2 separate regions of the Homo sapiens genome follow, and region 2 is linked to region 1. A link is an interaction called in ENCODE POLR2A ChIA-PET data of the cell type or tissue named here. Cell type or tissue: PC-9. All regions are shown on one strand. Links, peaks and the distances in the headings refer to the core of each region. The heading gives the core; the rest is flanking DNA. Region 1 overlaps LTK (leukocyte receptor tyrosine kinase). Region 2 overlaps RTF1 (RTF1 homolog, Paf1/RNA polymerase II complex component).

What was found. ChIA-PET counts read pairs that join two places held together with the same protein. Peaks named below come from ENCODE experiments on the same cell type or tissue, not always from the same donor. Only the 100,000 strongest peaks of a DNase experiment are listed, where the experiment ranks them.
Region 2: POLR2A ChIA-PET joins it to region 1 with 9 read pairs; 4 of 35 experiments call an interaction of 5 or more read pairs at or near these places.

What each region holds. Positions count from the first base shown.
Region 1 is chr15:41,505,528-41,510,899 of GRCh38, forward strand. It overlaps LTK (leukocyte receptor tyrosine kinase), which reads right to left. Exons shown (of 20, transcript NM_002344.6): 8 at 3,504-3,602; 9 at 2,542-2,694; 10 at 2,035-2,130; 11 at 1,568-1,763; 12 at 388-478; 13 at 186-250; 14 at 1-3. Among named protein-coding and RNA genes, the nearest start is that of LTK, 5.6 kb to the right of the region's middle. In PC-9, for the core only: no CTCF peak of the experiment used is centred there; a DNase peak (open chromatin) is centred at 2,574.
Region 2 is chr15:41,428,680-41,434,051 of GRCh38, forward strand. All of the region lies in intron 1 of RTF1 (RTF1 homolog, Paf1/RNA polymerase II complex component), which reads left to right. Among named protein-coding and RNA genes, the nearest start is that of RTF1, 14 kb to the left of the region's middle. RefSeq lists enhancers at 895-1,114, 3,096-3,596. In PC-9, for the core only: no CTCF peak of the experiment used is centred there; no DNase peak of the experiment used is centred there.

The sequences.
Region 1 (5,372 bases), core at 78-5,077:
TTGCTGAGTGGGGTGGGGGACATATCCCGTTACCAGGAGGGAGACGGAAACCATGTTTTAGGCTCCACAAAGCTGGAGAGGCCCTCTGTGTCCCCTGACTTGCTACCTCAGCCTCAGGGTGAAGAGAAACTGTTCCCGGGCATTCCCCTCCCGCCTTCCAGCCCTGCCCCTGGTCCCAGGTGCACCTGATGATGAGGGCCTCCATGAGGAAATCCAGCTCATCCTGAGGCGAGCAGAGTTCTGGCAGGGTCTGGGGAGGAAAAGGGCACAGTTTCTGAGCTGCCCTGCACGCTTCAGGAGAGGGGGTTAACCCTAGCTCTAGTCATTGTCCTTCCCTTCAGGGTGTTCCGCTCTCCTACCCCCAGCCAGAAGTCCCACTCCTCTCACCTTGATAGCTACCTGCAGGGGACTGGAGTCCCCAGGAAGGCCAATTACCAGTCCCTCATACACCTCCCCAAAGGCACCATGGCCCAGGGCTCTGCAGGAAGACACGTTGGAAGGGAGTGGGCAGGCGGCCTGGAGAAGAGTCCTAGAGAGTCTAGTACCCCCTTTACCTCCCCTGCCCCTGCCATATGCCCAGCTGACCCTATATAGACTCTCTCCATACCATGGCATGTCCCCAGGTAGAAGCCCTGCAAGGGTGGTGCTCACTGGCATAGAGCCAGGGCAAAAAAGAGGGCAGATGCGGGCCAGAGTCAAGGTGGGAGTGCATGATGAGGACTTCCCTGGTCCCTGCAGACGCCCTGGGCGGGAGGCAATCCCTGGGCTCCAAGAGTCATGATTTTTTTTCTTTTTTAAACGAAGTCTCACTCTGTCATGCAGGCTGGAGTGCAATAGCGCGATCTCGGCTCACTGCAACCTCTGCCTCTCGGGTTCAAGTGATTCTCCTGCCTCAGTCTCCCGAGTAGCTGGGACTACAGGCAAGCGCCACAACGCCCAGCTATTTTTTGTGTTTTTAGTAGACACAGGGTTTCACCATGTTGGCCAGGCTGGTCTCGAACCCCTGACCTCAGGTGATCCACCTGCCTTGGCCTCCCAAAGTGCTGAGATTACAGGCGCCAGATCATATTTTTTTTTTATTGAGACAGAGTCTCACTCTGTCGCCCTGGCTGGAGTGCAATGGCGCAATCTCGGCTCACCACAACCTCCGCCTCCCAGGTTCAAGTGATTCTTCTGCCTCAGCCTCCCACGTAGCTGGGATTACAGGCATGCGCCACCATGCCCAGCTAATTTTGTATTTTTAGTAGAGATGGGGTTTCTCCATGTTGGTCAGGCTGGTCTCGAACTCCCGACCTCAGGTGACCTGCCTGCCTCGACCTCCCAAAGTTCTGGGATTACAGGTGTGAGCCACCACGCCCAGCTGAGAGATCATATTCTAAGAACTGGGACGGAGAGGTGACATTGAGCAAGTTACTTCCCCTTCTGGAGCTTCTCAGGGCCTCCCTCTCCCTTACACAAGGGATGTGGGCCAGATTTTTTCTGGGACTTATAATTCACTACAGCAGGGAGAGAATCAGAGGTGGGGATTCAGAGTGCATAGGTTCTCAGAAGGAGGCAGAAGACTTACCTGAGCAGAGTAACATTGGCTGGGGAAACCTCGGTGACACCTGGTGGCAGAGGCCAGGACTGGGCCGGGCCAAGCCCCACCTGGCAATAATAGGGATTGGGGGCTGTCCTGATGGCAGAGGTTCGAAGCTTGCTCAGCTCAAGCTCAGGGCTCGGCAGCCTCATCTCCTGCAGGCCCTGCCACTTCTTCTGCTTCACTGGGGGTGGGAAGAATAACGGCACACCCTCCACCTGCCCATCAACTCTCCCTCCCCCACCTGCCCAGGACACCCCTCCAGATGCTCATTAAGGTAAACGTTTTCCCCAGGCCTCCCCAGCTCCTTCCTATCTTAGAATCCCAGAGGAGTCTACCACGGCTCTGCTGCGGTGAGTGGTCTTGAAGTCAGCCCCGGGACCCCGCAGAAACCCATCCCAGCTCACTGGAGAGGAGCAGCCTTGAATCAACTGTGCCTGCTAGACGCTTCGTACCCAGAATCAGGACCCCACACACCATAAGGAGGCTCAGTGTTGAGGTTGCCACCACAGCCACCATCAGAACCAGAGGGCCTGGGGGCTTGTGCAGGTCTAGGGAGAAAGAGAGACACCTCCAGTGGGAAGGTCTTCTCTGTTCCTTTACCCTCAAGTTTTACCCACGCTTCAAGACTCAGCTCAAGTGTTAATTTTTCCATGATGCCTTCCCCCATTATCCTGGGCAAAAGCAACCTCTCCCTCTTGAACACCCCTAAAGCACTTTATACCTCCCACAACAATCGTCACTTGAGATATACATTTACATAGCTATATCTAAACATCCTCCCACACTGGACGACAGGCCTCTGAAAGGCACTGTGCACCGATGAATCTCCAATCCCCTGCCCAGCACCCACCACAGGGCCTGGCACACAGCAAATCTCTATACCATCTTTCCCAGTGGCCTACTGCTCCTCCCAGTCTGTGACCCCAGGAGTCCAGACCTTGGGCAAAGGTAGGACATACCCATGCAGGTGACGTTATCCACAGCTAGCTCCATGCCTTCTGGGCACAGGCATTCAGCCAGCTGGAGCTCTGCCTGCCATTGGCAGTCTCTCAAAGGGCAGTGACTGCAGTTGAGGTGCCTTCGGATCTCTACCTCTCCGTGGTTCTCGGTGACTGTGAGTAAAAGAACTGATATGATATGGTGTGGTAGGGCTGGGATATAGTAAATACATGCCTTTGGCTGGGTACAGTGGCACACGCCTATAATCATTGCACTTTGGGAGGCCGTGGTGAGCGGATCACCGGAGGTCAGAAGTTCAAGACCAGCCTGGCCAACCCCGCCTCTACTAAAAATACAAAATTAGCCGGGTGTGGTGGCGCACGCCTGCAATCCCAGCTACTCCAGCACTGAGGCTGCAGAATCACTTGAACCCGGGAGGCGGAGGTTGCAGTGACCCAAGATCGCACCACTGCACTCCAGCCTGGGTGACAGAGCGAGACTCTGTCTCAAAAATAAAAATAAATAAATAAATAAATAAATAAATAAATAAATAAATACATGCCTTTTCCAGCCACATGGTTAATTCTAGCCCAGGACTTTAGAGCAAAGAGCAGCACCAAGCTTACAAGGGTGGTGAGAGAAGCTGGGGGACTTCTGTCAAGCCTGCACACTCCCAGGTATTTGAAGCGAATTCATAGCAAGGGGGTACTTGAAAAGCACGCAGCATGCCCTGCATTGCCATCCAGCACGACTGGCAGCCCACTTTCCTTTTTTTTAAGACAGAGTTTTGCTCTTGTCGCCCAGGCTGGAGTGCAATGGCATGATGACAGCCCACTTTTCAAATGACCCTATGCTATGCAAGAATCCTGTGCTATGCAAGGTTATTCACAGTGCAGGTGGCTCTTCAGTGCAGTGCAGGAGTGGGCTCAGGGACTGCGGAAGAAGTCCAGGCCAGGCTCAGAGGTGGGGTTGGGGCCAATACCTGCCAGAGGCTGCAGGAAGAGCTCGCTGCTGGGGTGTATGAAGGATACTCCATCTTCCCCATCAGCCCAGAGGTTGTCAGTCTCTGAAGCGTCGCCCCCTGGAAGTGGAGAGTGATGGAGAGTTTGACTACAAAAATGGGGGATGGGGGAGAAGCTGGAATCTCCCGGTGGAAATCCCAGTGTGGCCCTCTCTTCTCCAGCATCATGATGCAAATGCTGTCTGTTCACAAGTGGGAGTGAAGGAGGTGAGGAGGGGGTAATCAGCTGGAGCCTGAAGGCCTCGCTGAGGCTGGCTGGGATGCCTCCTGCCTGCCTGAGCCCCTCCTGTCCCATGTCCTCACAGTCCCTTTCTGTGAGAATGTAGATCATGTGTGTATGTATGAGCAGTACAGCCCAGACAGGCACAAAGGCATTTACACTAGTTATTTGATCAAAACACAGATGACTGGGACTCTCCCTTACAGTTTCTGATTCAGTATGTTAGAGAAGGGCTGAGAATTCGCATTTCTTTTTAAAAATTAATTTTTAATTAAAAATAAAAATTCAGGGCCAGGTGTGGTGGCTCACGCCTGTAATCCCAGCACTTTGGGAGGCCGACATGGGCGGATTACGAGGTCAGGAGTCCGAGACTAGCCTGACCAACATGGTGAAACCCCATCTCTACTAAAAATACAAAAATTAGCCGGGCATGGTGGCGCATGCCTATAATCCCAGCTACTCAGGAGGCTGAGGCAGGAGAATTGCTTGAACCCGGGAGGCGGAGGTTGCAGTGAGCTGAGATTTGTACTACTGCACTCCAGCCTGGGCAACAGAGCCAGACTCCATCTAAAAAAAAAATTCATATATTTATTGTATACAGCATGATGTTTTGAAATATGTACACACTGTGCAATGGCTAATGCAAACCAATATATACACCACCTCACATGCTTATTTTCTGTGGTAAGAACACCTATAATCTACGCTCTTACCAATTTTCTTTTCTTTTTTTTTGAGACAGAGTCTTGCTCTGTCACCCAGGCTGGAGTGCAGTGGCACGATCTTGGCTCACTGCAACCTCCGCCTCCCGGGTTCAAGCGATTTTCCTGTCTCAGCTTCCCGAGTAGCTGGGACTACAGGCATATGCCACCACGCCCGGCTAATTTTTGTATTTTTAGTACAGATGGGGGTTTCACCATATTGGCCAGGCTGGCCTCAAACTCCTGACCTCAAGATCCACCCGCCTCCGCCGCCCAAAGTGTTGAGATTACAGGCGTGAGCCACCGCGCCCCGCCTCTCTTAGCGATTTTCAAGAATACATCGTCATTAACTACAGTCACCATGTAGTACAGTAGATTCTGGAAGGTATTCCTCCTATTTAACTGCCATTTTGCATTGTTTTGACCAGCATCTCCCCAACCTTCCCCCAACTCCCAGGATAATTTCCATTGTTTTTTTTTTAATCTTTGAGACAGAATTTCCCTCTTGTCGCCCAGGCTGAAGTGCAATGGAGTGATCTCGGCTCACTGCAACCTCCGCCTCCCAGGTTCAAGCAATTCTCCTGCCTCAGCCTCCAGAGTAGCTGGGATTACAGGCTCCCGCCACCACGCCCGGCTAATTTTTGTATTTTTAGTACAGACAGGGTTTCACAGGTTGGCCAGACTGGTCTCGAACTGGTGACCTCAGGTGATCCACCTGCCTTGGCCTCCCAGAGTGCTAGAATTACAGGCGTGAGCCACCAGGCCCAGCTGATAATGTGCATTTCGAACAACTTAGGTTGTGGGGATATTACCTGTTCCTGGACCACACTTTGAGAACCACTGACTTAACCCAATCCTGCCTTTCTGCCCCTTTGCTCAGCTTGCTCACTCGGCCAGCTCTAAGTTCTG
Region 2 (5,372 bases), core at 159-5,158, 77 kb before region 1:
CTCCCTCCTCTGCCTCTGGAGTAGCTGGGATCACAGGTGTGTGCCACCATGCCCAGCTAATTTATTTATTTATTTTGAGACAGAGTCTTGCTCTGTTGCCCAGGCTGGAGTGCAGTGGTGTGATCTCAGCTCACTGCAACCTCTCTGCCTCCTGGGCCCAACCAGTTCTCCCACAGCCTCCTGTGTAGCTGGGATTACAAGCATATGCCACCACATCTGCCTACTTTTTGTATTTTTAGTAGAGACGGGGTTTCGTCATGTTGGCCAGGCTGGTCTCAAACTCCTGACCTCAAGTAATCTGCCCATCTTGGCCTCCCAAAGTGCTGGGATTACAGGCGTGAGCCACCACTCCTGGCCACAGCGAATTGATTTTTAATTTTTTGTAGAGACAGGGTCTCCCTGTGTTGCCCATGCTGGTCTCAAATTCCTGGGCTCAAGGGATCCTTCCTCCTACCTTGGCCTCCCAAAGTACTGGGATTACAGGCCACCTGTAAGCCACCTGTGAGCCACCACGCCCAGCCAATATTCACTGTTTAAATCAACCAACAGTTTTGCTATGAAAGGGACACTAGGAAGTAACTTCTCGGATTTAAAGCTCTGCGAATTACTCTTTTTTCCTCGTCATCTCGTAGATCCTTCCACTTCTCTCTGTCCCTGTGGCTACTTGTTTAATGCGACTGCTGTGGGTTCCTTCTGAGTCCTCTCTGTACTTCCACCCTGGCCCCTCTAGTCTGTTCATCTACCAGTTGTAGTGCTCTTTTTTTTTTTTTCTCTCTCTCTCTCTTTCCAGGAGTGCTCTTTTAAAACCCTTGCTGGATTGGGTTACTCCCCTGCTTCAAACCATTTGATGGCTTCCCACTGCCTAACTTCCATGCTCCTCACCCTGTTTTATAAAGCTCAGAAAGATATGTTTTCTTCTTACCACTAACCCACCGCATTCAATTCTCCTGCTTGCCTGCTAAACTTTAGTCACAGTTTCTCTTTCAGTTCTTTGACTAAGCCAAGCTGTTATCAGCTTCAGGGCCTTAGCTGTTCCATCTGAAGGCCTCTGTCCAGAAAACTGTACCATCTTTTCCTCTCGTGAAGTTTCTAGTCTCAGCCTCAGTGCCTCAGAGAAGCCTCTCTAACCACCCTACTGCAGATAGCCCCTGCACTCATTTGATTCACTTCCTTCTTAACACTTACCATTAGATGGAATTCATTGTTTCTTTACTTGTTCATTGTTTGTCTCCCATACTTGATTTTAAATTCCATGAGGTCAAGGACCATGTATCTTTTCCTTATTTTTTCTTTGTTTTTAATTTAATTTAATTTATTTTATTTTTTCTTTTCTTTTTTTTTTTTTTGAGACAGAGTCTTGCTCTATTGCCCAGGCTGGAATGCAGTGGCACGATATCAGCTCACTGCCATCCCTACCTCCTGGGTTCACGCAGTTCTCCTGCCTCAGCTTCGTGAGTAGCTGGGATTACAGGTGCATGCCACCATGTCTGGCTAATTTTTTTTTTTTTTTTTTTTTTGAGACAGAGTCTCGCTGCCCCCTAGGCTGGAGTGCAGTGGCGCGATCTCGGCTCACTGCAACCTCTGGTTCACTACAACCTCCACCTCCCGGGTTCAAGCGATTCTCCAGCCTCAGCCTCCCAAATAGCTGGGACTACAGGCGCGTGGCACCACACCCAACTAATCTTTTGTATTTTTAGTAGAGACAGGGTGGGAAGACTTTTTTGTTGCATATTGGTCTATTCAGCTATTATGAGCCCTCAATAAGAATGTAAAGGACTGGCTGGGCATCGTGGCTCACACCTGTAATCCTAGCACTTTGGGAGGGTGAGGCAGGTAGATTGCCTGAGCTCAGAGGTTCAAGACCAGCCTGGGCAACATGATGAAACCCTGTCTCTACTAATAATACAAAATATTAGCTGGGCGTGGTGGTGCATGCCTGTAGTCCCAGCTACTTGGAAGGCTGAGGTGGGAGAATCGCTTGAACCTGGGAGGCAAAGGCTGCAGTGAGCCAAGATCATACCACTGCACTCTTGTCTAGGCGACAGACCAAGATTTCATCTCCAAAAACAAACAAAAAGAATATAAAGGACTGAGCTAAAAAGTAATCTTGCTGTGAGTTTTCCCAGTAACTTCCTATACAATCCTCAAGTTGTGGGAAGTGCATCTTGTATCTTTCACACTGTTAAGAGAGTCTTTGCTGTCTCCATACTATTGTGGGTTTTCTTTTCTTTTTTTTGTATTGAGACAGAGTCTTGCACTGTCGCCCGGGCTGGAGTGCAGTGGTGTGATCTCGGCTCACTGCAACCTCCACCTCCTAGGTTCAAGCGATTCTCCTTGCCTCAGACTCCCAAGTAGCTGGGATTACAGGCGCCTGCCACCATGCCCAGCTAATTTTTTTGTATTTTTAGTAGAGACGGGGTTTCATCATGTTGGCCAGGCTGGTCTTGAACTCCTGACCTCGTGATCTGCCCACCTTGGCCTCCCAAAGTGCTGGGATTACAGTCGTGAGCCACTGCGTCCAGCGGGTTTTTCTTTTTTCTTTTTTTTTTTTTGAGAAGGAGTTTTGCTCTTGTTGCCCAGGCTAGAGTGCAGTGGTGCAATCTCGGCTCACTGCAACCTCTGCCTTCTGGTTTCAAGCAATTCTTCTGCCTCAGCCTCCCAAGTAGCTGGGATTACAGGCGCCTGCCACCACGCCCAGCTACTTTTTTTGTATTTTTAGTGGAGACAGGGTTTCACCATGTTGGTCAGACTGGTCTCGAACTGCTGACCTCGTGATCCACCTGCCTCGGCCTCCCAAAGTGCTGGGATTACAGGCGTGAACCACCGCGCCCGACTGGGTTTTTCTTTTTAAGGCAGTGTCTTGCTCTATTTCCCAGGCTGGAGTGAAGTGGTTCACTGCACTCTCAACCACCCAGACTCAAAACAATTCTGCCTCAGCCTCTTGAGTAGCTGAGACTATAGGCATGTGCCACCACACCTGGCTGAGTTTTTGGATTTTTTGTACAGACGGGGTTTCACCACATTGCCCAGACTGGTCTCGAATTCCTGGGCTCAAACGATCAGCCCTCGTCGGCTTCCCAAAGTGCTAGGACTACAGTTGTGAGCCAGTGTCCCTGGCTCATACTTTTTTTTTTTTTTTGAGACGCAGTCTCCCTCTGTTGCTCAGGCCAGAGTGCAGTGGCACGATCTTGGCCCACTGCAACCTTCACCTGCCAGGTTGAAGTGATTCTCCTGCCTCAGCCTCCCGAGTAGCTAGACTACAGGTGCACGCCCCCATGCCTGGCTAATTTTTTGTATTTTTAGTAGAGACGTGGTTTCACCATGCTGGCCAGGATGGTGTTGAACTCCTGACCTTGTGATCCGCCCACCTCGGCCTTCCAAAATGCTGGGATTACAGGCATGAGCCACTGTGCCTGGCCATACTATTGTTAATATGGTATTTAATGTAGTAGAAGAGGGATTGTACTTATCAGATGCAGTTGTTTGTTGATGAAGGAGAGCTGTTTGTTAGGTTTTCTTTTTTTTTTTTTTTGAGATGGAGTCTTGCTCTGTCACTCAGTCTGGATGGAGTGCAGTGGCACAATCTCGGCCCACTGCAAGTTCCGCCTCCCGGGTTCACGCCATTCTCCCACCTCAGCCTCCGGAGTACCTGGGACTACAGGCGCTCGCCACCACGCCTGGCTAATTTTTTGTATTTTTAGTAGAGACAGGGTTTCACTGTGTTAGCCAGGTTGGTCTTGATCTCCTGACCTCGTGATCCACCCACCTCAGCCTCCCAAAGTGCTGGGATTACAGGCGTGAGCCACTGCGCCCGGCCTAGGTTTTCAGTATGTAGAGCGGAACCTCCTTAACAGGAAGGCAGTACTAATGTCTTAACACTTCAGTTACAGTAACTTTTAACAGATGTCTACTATGGTTTGATTGATAGCAAATCCAAATTTCTCTTATAACGAATTGGTATTAAAACAGGCATACTAGGCTGGGCATGGTGGCTCACACCTGTAATCCCAGCACTTTGGGAGGCCAAGGCGGCGGCTCACCTGAGATCAGGAGTTCAAGACCAGCCTGGCTAATGTGGTGAAACCCTACTTCTACTAAAAATACAAAAAATTAGCCAGGTGTTGTGGTGCACACCTGTAATCCCAGCTACTTGGGAGGCTGAGGCAGGAGAATTGCTTGAACCAGGAGGCCGAGGTTGTAGTGAGCCGGGATCGCACCATTGCACTCCAGCTTGGGCAACAAGAGTGAAACTCCGTCTCACAAAAAAAAGAAAAACAAACAGGCATACTGAGGTCGGCTGCGGTGGCTCACACCTGTAATCCCAACACTTTGGGAGGCTGAGGTGGGCAGATCATCAGGAGTTCGAGACCATCCTGGCCAACATGGTGAAAACCTGTCTCTACTAAAAATACAAAACTATTAGCTGGGTGTGGTGGCGTGCACCTATAGTCCCAGCTACTTGGGAGGCTGAGGCAGGAGAATCACTTGAACCAGGGAGGCGGAGGTTGCTGTGAGCCGAGATCACTCCACTATACTCCAGCCTGGGAGACATAGTGAGAGTCCATCTCAAAAAAAATAAATAAATAAAAATATAAAACTGGCATAATAATGCATTTGTGAAACTGAAGGGGTCAGAGAAGAGATTACTTACCAGAAGTCTTTTTTGCCTTTTTGAGACAGAGTCTCACTCTGTTGCCCAGGCTGGAGTGCACTGGCATGATCTTTGCTCACCGCAACCCCCACCTCCCAGACTCAAGTGATTCTCCCACCTCAGCCTCCTGAGCAGCTAGGACTACAGGCGTGCGCCACCATGCCCAGCTGATTTTTGTATTTTTAGCAAAGATCAGGTTTCACCATGTTGGCCAGGCACACCTCAAGTGATATACCTGCCTCAGCCTCCCAAAGTAGTGGTATTACAAACGTGAGCCACTGCACCCAGCCCAGAAGTCTTTAAAGCTTATAAATTTACATTAAAGTAATATGGGAAAAAAGGTAATGGTAAAGACCATAAACGTATTACTATATAACCCAGCAATCCCAGTCCTAGGTATTTACTCAAAGTGAAGTAAAAACTAATGTTTACATAGAAGACTATACATGAACATACAATTACCCCCAAATGGTAACAACTCAGATGTTTTATTGTTGTTGTTTGCTACCACACTTTTTTTTTTTTTTTTTTTTTGATGGAGTTTTGCTCTTTTTGCCCAGGCTGGAGTGCAATGGTGCTATTTCAGTTCACTGCAACCTCTGCCTCCCAGGTTCAAGCAATTCTTCTGCCTCAGCCTCCCGAGTAGCTAGGATTACAGGCATGCACCACCACGCACAGCTAATTTTTTATTTTTAGTAGAGATGCGGTTTCTCCATGTTGG